Regions from separate parts of the Homo sapiens genome. Here region 1 is linked to region 2. A link is a loop called in an ENCODE intact Hi-C map of the cell type or tissue named here. Cell type or tissue: A673. All regions are shown on one strand.

Region 1 (8,000 bases), 230 kb after region 2:
CAACTAACTTTACCTTCAATGTTTTTCCTGAATTCTTTTCTCCCCACCTTCTTTCCTGTCCCACTGCCATTGCCAAGTTAAGTCTTTTACCATCTTTTGTCCAGATATTTACAACAGTCTTTTAATTAGAATGCCTGGATGCAGTCTGGTACCCATCAAATCCACTCTCCATGTTACCCTTAAACGTATCCATGTTTAGACCATTTCATTTGTTTCCCATGAACTCCAATAAAAAGTTCAAGTTCTTTACAGTATTATTAAAGACGTTCCTTATCCAGAAGACCCCACCCAAACCTCTGCTTATTCTCCAGCCTTACCTCTCTGTTTTTTATTCCAGCAACTGTCAACTTTTCATGGTCCCTGAAGCACATCATGATATATTGCATTCCTATGGCATTTCTGTGTTCTTTTGATCTGAAATGTGCTTCTGCTCTAATCCCGTCAACCCTTTAGGATTCAGAAAGGGTTAACTCCCTAAGTTACCCTTTCACACACACACATATACACACAACCTCTCTCTCACACAACCAATCTCTACTCACACACACTCTCACACATGCTAACATATATGATAGATGCCGTCCTCTCTGATCTCATAGAACCTAGTTTGCACTTCCCCATTTGCGTTTAATCCTATGCATATGCGTGTGTCTTTCCCAGTCTTAGTCTCCCTTAAATTTCCAACATCATAGGTAGGCTAGAGATATTTAAAATTGTTTCATGCTGCATAATTTATTATTCTCTTCGACCTTGAGATTTTTTTTTTTGAAATATGATCTGCCAGAACAGATGGCCACTAGAACTCTTCGTAGCCTCACTCCTGCAAACGTGCCCAAAGGTACGTTTCTGACTTTGTGGTACCACTTATATGTTTAGATGAAAGATAAATGGAACTGAGATTTGGGGGCATCTGTCTCTGTCATTCATTCTTTATAATTCTAGCTCACATCTGTAGGTGCAAACTTGAACCTAGAATTCAAATAATGCCAACCATACAAAGTTGCAGTGTGTGTGAATGTCTGTGTCATTGTTTGCCAATTCCCCTGCCTCTGCTACTAAACTGAGCACCTCTATTTCCCTCATGTCTTTCTCAGTGGTTACAAATGGCAGGTCTAAGGACAGGTATCTAATTAAAGCTAGGCCAATTACAGTATCTCTGGCCTTGGCCATGTGAATTGATACAAAGGTAGGTTCCCAACGCCAATCACGTTCCTTCTCTGGGATTGTATATACTGGAATAAGATGAGATTGAGATCTAATGGATAGACATAAAACTCAGAAACTCTTTGGAGCTGTGTATTAGCAGCATCTATAGTGAAAGACAATGATATTGATGCTATGATGAAAATAGGTTGCTTGTGAATTTTAATGCGCACGAAGCTAGACCCTAAGAGGAAGCCAAAGTATGACAGCTCCAATCAATCACATCAGGCTGACACAGGTAAGGTTGTGAGCAAGACATTTGAGGAGGTGTGACTGGGCAGGAGCTGTTGAGTCTGGGCAGCCTCAGGCTTGTGAGAGTTGTGTGCAGATAATAAATGTCAGAACCAGGCAAATCACTGACAGCCCTAGAACAGGAGATCTCCCCAGCAGACAGCGATCAGTCACAGGCTTGTCTCAACAGAGAATGGGAACTTGCGAGGGCCCAGGCAAAGGATCACAGTGGCCTGGGTGGGCAGGCCAGCTTGTAATGTGTAGACAAAAGCAATCAGTAGAGCCACAGGAGAAGACACTGGGTTAGGCACGTGGACTCATTGTCTGGAGTCTACTTGCCATCAGAGTTTATTACCTCCTTCAGCAGTTACTTTGGAAAGGTTTACAATCTCCAATATCAACATGAGTTTTATTAGAATCTTTAAATATTTAATCCTTATTAAATCTTTAAATATCCAGCTGCCCCCAAAAAGCAGATGCTGTTCTGCCAGGTCATTGACTGTGTGAGCCTCCATATTTATTTGAAACTCTCCATCTTCGAGTCAATGGAAAGGAAAGAGTATTAGCTCTGAATTTTCATATCGCATTCAATCTTTTAAGTCTTATATGCTCTCAGGACTTAAATCTCAACAAATGGACTTTCAATAGAAATCCTTGTAGTCACTATTAAAAAACCAGTTTGTGAGTTTTTATTTCCACTCAAAGCATGACAAAAAGGTACAGAAAGAAAAAGAAGAAAGTCCTGTCTAAAGTAATCACCATAAGCAAGTTAAGATAATTAGCTCAGTGGGAAGTTTCAGCAAAGGTTACTTCAAAAGGGTGAACCATGCCAATGCATTATAAATGAGAGTATTGTATCTGGAAGTAATTGAAGATTTTTTAGGCTTGGAATGAGAAAAGCAGGAAAGCCTGTGTGCAGTAGCTGTATCTATTTGGCTCTAGTTTATAATTCCATGTTTCATATTTTTCTTTTCAACACATTTTGATAGACTGTATTGTGTGGCAGAATGCAATCACCCATAGGGAAAGCATTCTACACTCTTGCCTTTCACTCACTCCCCCGTTGGATCAGTCATCAGGTCTTAGAGCTTAAATTTCACAGACATTCCAGGAATTCTTTTCTCCTCTCTTTCTCTACTTCCCAAGTAGAATTTTTTCATCTTTACATGCCTAGTGCTTAGTAGAGTGTCTGGCACAAAGAAGATACACCATAGCATTTGTTGAGTGGATGAGAAAATGAGAGCAAGGCAGGCCATTGCAATCTACTCAGCTCCGTGGTGGAAATTAGGACTGCCAAGCTCCAGTTTGAACTCTACCACAAAACTAGCTGGAAGAACTTTGGCAACTATTTTATTTTAGGTCCTCACATATTTGGTTTTCTTACCTTCAAAACACGTGAGTTGTGGTCAATGTCCCAAAAGTACTCTCTGATTCAAAAATCTGTTACATGTAACCAAGAAATAGCATTAAGAAATTACTACTATTCTCTCTAGTGTATTATATTTATACTTTAAAAAGAAAAACAATTCTCTTTTGCTGAGTATGACCAAATTATTTCATTGTTGTCTTGTCATAGTCTTCTATGCCTGGAGATAGTTGACCTTCAAAATCTCTTTGTTTGCTATCTAGTACATGGCTCTAAAATCTTTAAAGTCAAGTATTATGTATCATCCAACTTTGTATCGTAGTACCCAGAATAGTGCTAGCACGTAGTGATGCTCAATATATATATATTTTTTTTAAATTTTTTGAGACAGGGTCTCACTCTGTCACCCAGGTTGGAGTGCAGTGAGGCTATCTTGGCTCACTGCAACCTCTGCCTCCCAGGTTTAAGCGATTCTCATGCCTCATCCTACCAAGTAGATGAGACTACAGGTGTGTGTCACACACCGGCTAATTTTTGTATTTTTCGTACAGGCAGGGTTTCACCATGTGGCCAGGCTTGTGTTGAACTCCTGGCTCAAGGGATCAGCACTCCTCAGCCTCCTAAAGTGCTGGGATTACAGGTGTGAGCCACTGCCCCCAGCCGCTCAATATATACTTAATGAGTGAAGTCGTGAATGTCGCTATCTAGTGGTAGTCAGTTAGAATTGTAGGCAAAATGACTGAGGGATAAATCAAACATCTAAGGTGTTTTGTTTTTCAAAAACGAGTTTGTTTCTCCCTCATGTAAAGGGAACAGGAGTTGATATAGCATCTCCATGTTGTTACTGGGGATACAATTATACCTGTTTCAGTACTACTGAGTCAATACTGCTTTTCCAAATATTGGTGTTAAACAGTTAAATGAATCACTTTCATGTACATAGCATTAAAATGTTCTAGAAACTTCTGTAACTATGATTTACTGCATTTAGATTTTGACATATAGTATGTTGTGTTGTGCAGTCTCAAAGCTGTACTGACAACTAACCAAATGATGACATTTGGTATCCACACAGTTAAATATATATCTTATATTATATATATTATACATACATAAAACAATATGTATGTGCATGTATATAAAACCTTACAGAAAACTGAAAAATCGTGTTTGATTTTTTTAATATGACCATTTTTGAATCATATGTATTCGACTCTCATTAAATCTATATTGGCACAAAATCATGTAAGAATTTGGCACTTGTTCAGATAATTCAGTCAGTGCAAATAAATGCTAACCAGGCAGTTCTTAAAGGGTACTTTTTGTTCATCAATCAAAGCATTTACCATTGAACTCTAGTGATAAAGTGTTATTCTGTAGATCACCCTACAATCTACAACATATTCAAGAGCACTTTTTATTCTCATTTTGTATACTACTTTGACATCGAAGTAATGTATAGATTTCTTAAAGATCTCTCACTGAGCCATAAAGTTTAATTCTACGTAAGATATGAGGAACAATCCCAATTAATGAAATTGAATGCAGTCTCTTGCTTTCCTGGTTCTGATATGCTTTTTTAGAACTTTTCTACAGGATCCCAGAGTACCTGTATGTTCCTTAAAACTGCCATTTCCACATTAAATATTTGCTTTTGTTTAAACTGTATAGCAATTTTGGCAAAGGAATTGTATTAGGTAAGATTAGGTTGGGTAGCATATCACACACACATACATTCACACTCAAACTAGAATAACAGAGACTTTAATAATTTTTTTTAAACTAGTTTGTTTCTCGTGCAAAGGAAATGGGAGTTGATACAGCATCTCCATGTTGTTATTAAGGATACAAACTCCATCAAACTCATACCTCTTCCATCCCTAGGATATGGCTCTTGTCTTCATGGTCCACCTTGGAGACTAGAGCTCAGCCATTACACTCCTATTTCAGAAAGCTGAAAGGAAGGTAAGACAGAAAATGGGAGAAAAATCCCATTCCAGCCATCTTTTAAGGAGGTTTCCTGAGAATTGACACAAAATATTTTATTACAACTTATTTTCCAAAACTCAACATGTAAAAAACAAAACAAAACAAAACACTAGCTTTAAGGCTACCTGGAAGATGTAGTACTCGCCAGGCATGGTGGCTCATGCCTGTAATCCCAGCACTTTGGGAGGCTGAGGCAGGCAGATTGCTTTACCTCAGGAGTTGGAGACCAGCCTGGCAACATAGCGAAATCCTGTCTCTACAAAAATTACAAAATTAGCTGGTAATGGTGACGTGTGCCCATAGTGCCAGCTACTAGGGAGGCTGAGGTGGGAGAATCACTTGAGCCCAGAGGTTGAGACTTCAGTGAGCCACTGCACTCCAGCCTGGGTGACGCAGTTAGACCTTGTCTGGAAGGAAGGAAGGAAGGAAGGAAGGAAGGAAGGAAGGAAGGAAGTAGGGGAAGATGTAGTCTTTATTTTAGTCAACCCTCAGACTTCTTTTATCAAGGAAAATGTAGAAAATGAATATTGGGTTACACAATTGTCTCTGTCATGGGGCTTGAGTCAATAAATCACGTAAATTTATTCATTCAAAGAGATATTAGTTTCCAGTTTTATTATCATGAGGCTAACAGAAAGAAGTTATCTATAAAGCCCCAAGAAAGAGGATATATTGAGTGAAGTTATTAAGGGGAGTCACCAGAATGAAAGAAAAAAAAAAAGCAAAATAAAAAAACATTATTAGCATATTTGGATTTTACAGATTTTTTTTTTTTTTTGCAAGTAATGTAGACTTACTGGAAAAATTACATGGATTGGTCTTCCTACCCTCCTAAGCATTTTACACTTGGAGTAGTAACAATATTTAATAACAATTTAACTATTCGATATTATGGTTTTCTTATCTGATACACGTATACATAGATGTACATGTAACCAGACTCATAGAGATAAAAATAGAAATAGAGATAGTTCTGAGATCCTACGATTAATATAAGTAAATACTGTTAATATTGAAAATGATACTCCATTGAGTTTGTTTTTCTATTATTTTCTGTATTTATTTAAGCAACAGAGAAGAAAATGCATTATTTTTAAGTTAAGCAAGTCAAAGTGTTACTAAAATTGCCAATGATTTATAATAAAACATTGTATTCAAGGGTATTACAGTATTTTAATGAATTGGCCAAAAGAATGAATTATTGAGGAAGTAGGATGATCTGATATAGAATTTTGCCAAGATTTATTCTCATGTATGTAGTCGACTTTCAGCGCTGTAGTAGGAATAGGATTTTTATCATTGCTTAATTCATCTCATGTGTATCATCACAAATAAATAAGTCGACTAAATATTACCTTCTTTAACAAAAGATAAAAATGCTTTAGCTTCACTTATAATTTTTTTATTTTAATAAGAAATAAACCTACTTTAAGTTTATTCTTTTGAAGCTATGGTTACTTTTTCCAGAGAACTCTCTCTTCTGATACTTTTACCTTTGACTTATTTCAAAGGTAAAGGTATTTTATTTCAAACTCTTATTTCCATATGGAAGTTTATCCTAACAAAAATATTCTAGAATTTTCCCCACTTTTTGTATAGGTGTAAAATATCCGTGTGGTATCAAATATAGATATCAAATATCCGCATGGCCTTTTTAATTTTTCTACTTTATTGGGACTGCTGTTACTAAATTATTACATAGAATATTCATAAGCCCTTTGATTTATAGTTTTATAAAATGCATTTGTAAATTGGGTCGTATCCGAGAAGAAGATAAATATTACTCTGGCGTACTTTTCATATCTGCTATTTTCCTTAAATATTATTTAATATTAATAGTAAAACCACATCAAGATAACTAGTAAGCTGCTGTATAGCAGTGCTAAGCCTAAAAGTGTTACTGCAACATGGCAACATTATCAGAATCTTTTTTTACTCATGAAAAGCGATTTATGGAATAAAATATATTATCTCTGAGCTTTGTTATAAAAGACAGTTTCATATTATTTCAGCCACCATAGATACATTTAATATCTTGATTATAAAATCTCATTTTGCAAAAAAAGAAAAAAAAATTAGCTAAATTAGAACCTAGAAACAGTCCTGCACAGGCCAACTGATTTTTGACAAAGGTGCAAAAGCAATGCGATGGGGGGATGAGGAATGCTTTTAATAAATGGTACTGAAGTAGCTGGCTATCCACAGGCAAAATAATCTGGTAATAATGAACCTCAACCTAAATCTAATACCTCGTACAGAAATTAAACAAAAATAGATCATAGGTTTAAATATCAAATGTAAAATAATCAGTCTTTTAGAAAGAAGCATAGGAGAAAGTCTTCAGGACCTAGGGCTTCATGAAAAGTTCCCACGTATGACCCCAAAGCACAATCCATAAAAGAAAAAAAATGATAGATTGGACTTTATTTAAAAACTTTTGTTCTGTGAACGACCCTGTTGGGAGAATGAAAAGATGTGCTACAGACCAGTAAAAATATTCGCAAACTACATATTTTGTAAAGGACTCAAATAATTCTCAAAAACTCAACAGTAAAATAACCAAGCAATCCAATTAGAATATGGGCAAAAGACTCAGGTGGACATTTCACTGAAGAAGATGAATGGCAAATAAGCTTTCGAAAACATGTTCAACCTTGCTAGCCATTACGGGAATGCAAATTAAGGCCATGATGAAATACCACTACACTTAATGCTTTATCCGTTAAAACAGCTAAAAAACAGATTATAAAACTAGATACTGGCAAGGACGCAGAGAGGATCTCTCATACCTTGCTGGTAGGAATGTAAATAACTTGGAAGTTTCTTTAAAACTCAAACATACATTTATCGTACATCCCAGTAATTGCACTTCTGGGCATTTATTGCAGAGAAATGAATACTTATGTCCACACAAAAATCTGTACATGATTGTTTATAGCAACTTTATTTGTCAAACCAAAATGCCCTACAATAAATAATGGTTAAACAAAGTGTGTTATAGCCATATCATGGACTGCTTGCTCATCTAGGAATGAACTACTGATACATGCAGAAACTGGAATGGATTCCAAAGGCATTACGCTGAGGGAAAAAAGACTATCTCCAAAACTCACATGCTGTATGATTCCATTTGTATAATCTTCTTGAAATGACTAAATTACAGAAACGGAGAACAGATTGCTGATACCCGGGGTTATTGATGGCAGAGAGA
Region 2 (8,000 bases):
CTTTACATCCTACAAAGATCCACAGCTTCTACTAGAATTATCGGAGTGTTTGTGCATGTATGTATGTGTGTCTGTGCGTGCGTGTATGTGTGTATATGTGCAAATTATCTTTCCAGTTTGGAAGGCTGGTGGTTGCATGTAGGCATATATTTTCATAGGCTCTCATTTCCTGAGGCTTTACCATTTGCTTTAGAGATTAGGGAATGCCCATTCCAAAAATAGCCAAGTTCTTGGTGCATAAAGGATGTTTTTATCTGCCAGCCACCACTGCCCAGGCTGCAGTTCAGGCTTTCTCTTCTTCCTGTCCTCCCGCTCCTCATGTCTTTGCCAGTGTGCCAGAGCTCTGTGGGTGGCCCGCTGTCATCACTCTGCACCTGTCCCAATTAGCAGGCCTGAGACGCCGCCAAGGCAGCTTGCGTGCTGTGGACTAGTGCGTTGTGTGACCTCATGGCTGGCAAGGCAGCGGCTCTATGGTATGTGGTGTCTAGACGCCATTTGTTGGGCCTGCCCGGTGGGCAAAAGCTGTGTGTGGTATTGGAGGTTTCCCACAGCTGTGTTCACAGGCTGAAAAAGACTCACCAGAGGCTGGACAGCTGGGACCAGGTCATCCATCTCAGTGCCCTCAGAGTTCATCACGGGCCTGACACATGATAGGTGTTCATAGATCTTTGTTGAAATTACAGTGGTTTAGGGCAATATTGATTTTCAACTGTTGCCACAAAATCTGGGAGAGTGTTGAGATGAAGAACATGAATGCTGGAGGCAGAAGGACCCTGGGTTCAAATTCTGACTTTGCCACTTTCCAGCCATATGACATTAGGGAGGTGTGACAATGACCCCATGTCTCAGTTTCCTTATATTTTATGGGGACACTAGTAGCCCCATCTTATAGAGTTGTGATTATTAGAACAGCTTATTCTTGAATAGCTCTTAACACATAACCAGGCATGTGCCTAAGGCTCTAGAGATGCTACACTTTTCATAATCACCACATTTCATCTGCAGTCGCCCGCCAGCCTGCCCACTGTCATCATTTTCTCATTCTGATGTTCTACATATGTGACATACCTTAAACACTACCTTTTTTTTTTTTTTTTTTTTGAAACAGAGTCTCTCCCTGTCGCCCAGGCTGGAGTACAGCAGCGCGATCTCGGCTCACTGCAACCTATGCCTCCTGGGTTCAAGCGATTCTCCTGCCTCAGCCTCCTGAGTAGCTGGGATTACAGGCGCGTGCCACCACACCTGGCTAATTTTTTCTTTTTTTCTTTTTTTTTTTTTTTGTATTTTTAGTAGAGACGGGGTTTCACCATGTTGGTCAGGCTGGTCTCGAACTCCTGACCTTGTGATCTGCCCACCTCAGCCTCCCAAAGTGCTGGGATTACAGGCATGAGCCACCATGCCCGGCCTAAACACTGCTTTTAAAATATTACTAGTAAATGAATTCAGCAAAACTATTTCTTTCTCTTTCTGTGTTAAAGGTTTTAAACTGGCTGTTAGGAACATGTTCCCTGAGATGGGGCATTACCGTCTTCATCCTCTTTGCAAAGACAGGGGGAAGGGACTAGGAGGCCTGGGACTTCCTTCTGAATCTTCTACTTTCAAGGAAAGGACAACAAAATACACAAATGTTAATAGACCACACACCTTTCTCCTTAAATTCAGGAGGTCTAGTGTGACTCATTTTGCTGTCAGAAGCTATTTTACTGAAGGTAGAAAACAATAAAATGCAATGGTGATATAATTTGGATATTTGTTCCCTCTCAAATCTCATGTTGAATTGTAATCCCCAGTGTTGCAGGTGGGGCCTCGTGGGAGGTGTTTGGATCATGGATGTGGATTTCTCATGAATGGCTTAGCACCAGCCTCTTGGTGCTCTTGTCGAGATACTGAGTGAGTTCTTGTGAAATCTAGTTGTTTAAAGGTATGTGGCACCTCACCCCCGACTCTCTCTCTCTCCTGTTCTGGCCATGTGCCTGCTCCTGCTTTGCCTTCTGCCACGACTGTAAGTTTCCTGAGGCCTCCACAGAAGCCAAGCAGATGCCAGCACCATACTTCCTGTACTGCCTACAAAACCATGAGCCAATTAAACCTCTTTTATAAATTACCCAGTCTCAGGTATTTTTTATAGCAATGCAAGAATGGCCAATTGAAAACCAGAACAGATATTATTTCGGAAGCAATAAGTATTAGCTAAAATTTAATGTGCCCTAAAATGTACCTACGAAGTTCTGTGACAAAAAGAAAAATAAGCTTATGGAAGTAAAAACAGATATGAGGGTAGCATTTCTTTAGGATGAAAAGAAAGGAGAAAGCATCTGTAGGGCCCATCTCGATGAAAGAACTCTGGTTGGCTGAGATGGCTCCAGGTTCTGCAGAAAGCTGATGAGAATGGAATTTTCCATTTTCCAAAGCAAGTGATAGTGAGCTTTCCTTAGGTATTGATGGGATCCAGCCTCCTTCCTGCATACTGCAAGAGAAGTGGGAGTGGAGATTTGAGGCTTCTGAAAATAGAACTAAATTAGTTTCACCCTCAGAGCTGTAATTTCCTATCCCCTTACCCCACCTACACACACACACACACACATACACACACACACACACACACACACACACACACACAGGCGCGCACACAGGCACCTGTCCATTTCATTTCCTTCTGGACTATATGTGCAGGTATTAATTGTGTAGTATTAATTTATTGTGTAGAATGACTTAGGAAACGTTTCTACACAAAGGGTAAAACCTTCAGGGTACTAACTTGGGGTTCATTTTGGTCACGTTTTACCAGATGGCACCAATGTCAATTGCTGAGTCTCTGGTGTACCCCGAAATCTGGCTTCTGAAGCCACCAAATCATATCTTCTTGGTGAATCTATATACACATTATGGATAATTTCACCATCAGCAGCAGCAGTCTCTTTGTCTTCCAAGGACAAAAAGAGAAGACAACTTTCATATTAACATCATTAAATAAAAAGTTAAAAAGTAAATTTCCTTATTCAACCACAAGGTGGAGCATTTAACCCAGAATCAGCTGCCACTAAATCTGTTCATAATATTTTATTTTTATGCGAGCATTTTTACTGTTTGGGGAAGGGATCTAAAGCTGAAATAAAAGAGAATATTGTGTCTTAAAAATCTTAATTTTAAATAAAACCCAGCAATCTATGCTTGAATACGATTTTCTAAAAAATGAGCTGCATTAGAAAAGATCTTAATGGTTAAATTGTAAGCAATCCCAGATTATTTGATGTACCAAGTGACAGATTTATGTAAGCCCACAGCTTCAAATGGACAGATTTGTAAAATGCAGGAGTTATAAATAAGAAACCTAGATTTTTTTTGTTGCATTCAAATTGACTCGAGAAACCTAATTCATCTGTCTCCTTAGACCTAAATTTTTACCACTACATTAATACAAACCAATTTTCATTATTATATTTGTTTGAAGACTACCTTTAAAGGCAAGGCATAATATGTAACACAAGTGAGAAAACTCCTTCCAAATCAAAGGTCTTAAAAAGGATGACTTTCACCTAAGTTGATGACAGTTAAATGAAAACAAATTATAATGTATTTTGAATGTGCTTAAAACACAGGTTGCAGTTGACCTGTTCTCTTGTATATAAAAAGAACCAATAAATTTAAGTAAGAGTTATTGCCTTATACCATGAAAACTACACAGGGCTTTGATCATGTGGTCAGGAGTAAGTTCCAGGAAGGATCTTACCAACTCAATGTACAGTTCATGTGTTTCCAGAAATACAAAGAAGGATGGGGATCGCAGAAGTCACATTTTGTGAGATGGAGCCAGCCGCACTGGGTGCCTCCTGGTGATGTCTAAAGTGAGTATTAACAGCATCCTCAGAAGAACAACAGGCATTCTCAAGGGACTTTTGTAGAAAGGGTTCAATTGGACATACAAAAGTGGGGGAGGGCAGGGAAAGTGGCAGGGCTGTCTTAGCTAGGGAGGCGGTGGGGACATCGTGAAGTGACTCAAAGCACAGGTATTGGTGCTTTCTTTTTTACTCAACTTTTCATCCAGGTGTCTTTGCTTTCACCTGCTTCTACAGGATCATGATTCTCTAGGAATTATGAGCCCATTCTAAGGCTGAACCCTGCCTTAGTCCACAGGTAGGCATCACTTCTGTTTGAAAGGAAAGGTGTAGGTTACTGAAAGCAAGAGGCACGCACAGATGAAGGAGAATTCCTATAACTTCCTAGCACAGGGATGCGTGGCACTCCTTGGAGACTGGGGCGTCTGCAGGCTTTGCTGTGGTGCCACCTAGTGTTGACAACTATCATTGCAGTTTTTTGATGGTACTGGTTCTGATGCTGACCACCGGCTGCTAGTCCCCGAACTGCCAAGCCCTCCTTCATCTCTGCAATTTCTCTTAGATCAGAGAAAGTGGAATGACCCAGCTTCCTGGGCAGTAGAGAGGACCACAGGCACATAACAGAAAGTGAGACAGGGTTTGTTGAAGAAAAGATGTATTGCTTAGTTTTACAAACCTTTTATCTTCTACAAATACTTTGTTGTAACAAACAGCCCACCTGATCACCAACTCCACTCCCATTATCATAAGAACATGCGGAGGGGCGGGGGGACACTCAGGTCTTTAATCTACTTGATTTTTGTGACTTCCATGGAGTTACTTGAGGCACCACCTCAAGGGCCTAAAGCCACACTCTCAGGCCCTAGGTCGCTGGCTCCATGGCAGGGATTCTCCTCCAACCCCAAGAGAAAAGAGAAGCAAATAAGTAAAAACAGCTTTCCCTTTTGCATGTTTGACTTGCAGCCATTTGTATGTGTTTCCTAGAACTCCTGTAACAATGTACCACAAACTGGGTGGTTTAAAACAACAGAAATTTACTTTTGCACAGTTCTGAAGACTAGAAGTCCAAACTTAAGGCACTCATAGGGGCACACTCCCTCTGAGTCTTTGGATAGAAATATCAGAGGCTTTTGAACCAGAGTGACTCTATCTGGAATAGGGGCTGGGTAAAGTGAAGCTGAGACCTACTGGGCTGCATTCCCAGGAGGTTGGGCATTCCAAAGTCACAGGATGAGATAGGAGATCGGCACAAGATACAGGCCACAAAGGCCTTGCTGATAAAACAGTTTGCAGTAAAGAAGCCAGCTAAAATCCATCAAAACCAAGATGGTGATGAGAGTGACCTCTGGTCGTCGTCACTGCTACACTCCCATCAACGCCATGATAGTTAACAAATGCCATGGCAATGTCAGGAAGATACCTTAAATGGCCTAAAGAGGGGAGGCATGAACAATCCACTCATCTCATTGTTTAGCGTGTAATCAAGAAATAACCATAAAAATGGGCAACCAGCAGCCCTCGGGACTGTTCTGCCTATGGAATGGCCATTCTTTATTCTTTCACTCTCTTAATAAACTTGTTTTCACTTTACTCTATGGACTTGTCCTGAATTCTTTCTTGCAAGAGATCCAAGAGCCCTCTTTGGGGGTCTGGATCTGGACCCCTTTCCAGTAACAGAATATTTCCTTGCCTCTTCCTAGCTTCTGATGGCGACCATCAATCCTGTCCAATCCTTGGCTTACAGCTACATGGTTTCAGTCTCTACATCTGTGCCCACCTGGTGCTCTCTCCTTGTGTGTTTCTCTTGATATAGTCTTCCCTTTTCTTATAAGGCATCAGTCATATTGGATTAGGGCCCATCCTAATGACCTCATCATAACTTGATTACATCTGCAAAGACCCTATTTCCAAATAAGGTCACATTCTCAGGTACATGGGATAGGTCTTCAAAGTATCTTTTTGGGGGTCACAATTCAACCCCTGACCATTCTACCATTTTGGCTGAGAGGTGTCCAGTGCAAAATCAGAAGTTTTTAGACATTTCTTTGTAGAATTTATATAAATTTTCAAAACATTTTTTGCTCCAGTAAACTAATTTTGTTTTCTCTGGAGCTGAGGCACACAAGTCAATACAGTTATCTCATGCTTGCCAACAAAGCATCCTACAAGACATTTAACAATTTTTGAAAAGCTCTACAGCAAGTTAGGGACAAAAGTGCTCTCTTTATCACACTCCCTTCCAAACAGAACAAAACAAAACAAAACAAAAACTTCAGAGCAACTCTATAAATCATAACAGAGAACAATGCTGTTCACTGATAATTATTTCAAAACTTACATCATGAATTTGGGCTTATCAAATACCGTGATACTTTGAACAACTCCACTAAAAGAGAGAACAGGGACATAGTGCTTATTTGATTTTTACCTCAACATTTGGTTTCATTTCTGATTATCCTTTCTTGGTGCCAAAAATTTTGAGAATATTAAGGAGTTGGGACATTCCATATAGTTCCTAGGTGAAGGAGAATGGTTCCATATAACATTTACATATGAAGTTATTTAAAAAATATTTCCAACTAAATGTAAGAACTCAACATTTGCACCAATATAGAAATTGTGTAGAGCTATCATCAAAATGAAAAAACAGATTTTTAATTTACCACCTTAGTTAGTCCTAAGTCGTGGTAAAATATCAACATAGCTTATGAAAAAAAGCAATAGATGATTAATTCAGAATTGGAAGTGCCTCATGTGGATGGCCCAATTATCCATGTAGATAAGACAGTTGTAATTTCGTTTAATTTAGTCATCATTAAGGGAAGTTATATTTAACTCTGAGTCTAAATTCCACAAAGCAAAATTTTAAAAAGCTCAAATTGTCCAATAATTAATTATCCCTGATGCAGTTAAAACAAATAATTTGTTTTCATCTGATTTATGAACACTCAAAATCATTTACTCGAAGCCAATGACTCAGAAAATAAAATATGCAAGAAGTAGGTATGCTGGTTTATTTTAGAAAAATACTTAAGCAATCATTTAATTTCTAAAGGAAATCCATGCATGTTTTCCTTATTAGTTGCAATGTGTTACAACAATATAGACCACTGGTATAATGAACATTGATTTGTTCAAGAAAGAGCTGGGAGACTGTATTGTGTAGTAGGTAAGGATGTGTCTTCTGAGAATCTTAGCTCAACAATTTACCTACCATGAGCAAGTCCTTTTATCTTTTTAAGCCTTGACTTTCTCAAATATAAATTGAAAATATTAATAATAAAGACAGCACCTAATTTTATTTATGTGGCAGAGAAAATACTATGAGTTTTCCAAATAATTTTATTTTCTATTTGGGCACACAGGTAGACTACACTTCCCAGCTTAACTTGAACCACGTGGATGCTGTTATTAATTCAGGTCAATGGCATGTGAGCAGAACAGGTGCATGTCATTTCCAGACCTGGCCTCTAAAATGTTCCATGAGCCCTTTGGCTCCAATGGTCCAAAGGAAGAAGCCTGGATCCCTGAATCACTGCTTAAAGAAAAGGGACTTCGAGATGAGTAAGAAACAAATCTCTCTTTGTTAAGCTGCTGAGATTTTGCGATGCTTGTTACAGTCATTCACATGGTCCAAATGATAAACTACATCAAAAGGTTGTCATAATATTAAAAGAGACAGTAATCATAGAGTGCCTAGCATGGACTAAGCATCCAATAATTGATGGATATTATTAATGTTAGTACTTAAAAATCAAAGAAATGTATAATGTCCTGTTGAACATCTAGCCTTTGATAATAGTTAAAATATCTTGAGAAAAAATATAGATATTGATTATACATATACATACTCTATTCTATAATGCATAAAATTATATTACTTAATGTAGTATAATCTCTCTCCATATCTTCTGAAGCAGTGCTTTAACATTGGTATTAAGGATTGAATAAATGAATGATAGTTTCAGTGCATAAATTAGTGCATGAATACAGTGTAATGGAGGAATATTTCCTGTTTAATTGCACTGGGTAGAGTTACTATGTACCCTATACATATAGACATTTTTGAAGACTCAAGAATGACAAATTTACTTAACCCCAAAGGGGAGGAGGAACACAAAGGTAGCTTCAACAAATATTATATGCTAGTTCTTACCTGGTACG

Evidence for each region. A loop is a pair of places that touch in the nucleus more often than their neighbours do. Peaks named below come from ENCODE experiments on the same cell type or tissue, not always from the same donor. Only the 100,000 strongest peaks of a DNase experiment are listed, where the experiment ranks them.
Region 1: it touches region 2 in a loop (4-fold over the local background); 2 of 110 quality-filtered maps call a loop at or near these places.

Annotation. Positions count from the first base shown.
Region 1 is chr21:26,485,484-26,493,483 of GRCh38, reverse strand. The region is part of intron 2 of CYYR1 (cysteine and tyrosine rich 1); the gene reads left to right. All of the region lies in intron 1 of CYYR1-AS1 (CYYR1 antisense RNA 1), which reads right to left. Among named protein-coding and RNA genes, the nearest start is that of CYYR1-AS1, 84 kb to the right of the region's middle. In A673, a CTCF peak has its summit at 3,521 (motif pointing left); DNase peaks (open chromatin) are centred at 2,513, 5,203 and 7,503; H3K4me3 peaks cover 1,605 bases; H3K27ac peaks cover 7,863 bases.
Region 2 is chr21:26,712,365-26,720,364 of GRCh38, reverse strand. No RefSeq gene overlaps it. Among named protein-coding and RNA genes, the nearest start is that of ADAMTS1, 130 kb to the left of the region's middle. In A673, CTCF peaks have their summits at 3,026 (motif pointing right) and 4,288 (motif pointing left); DNase peaks (open chromatin) are centred at 3,014 and 4,264.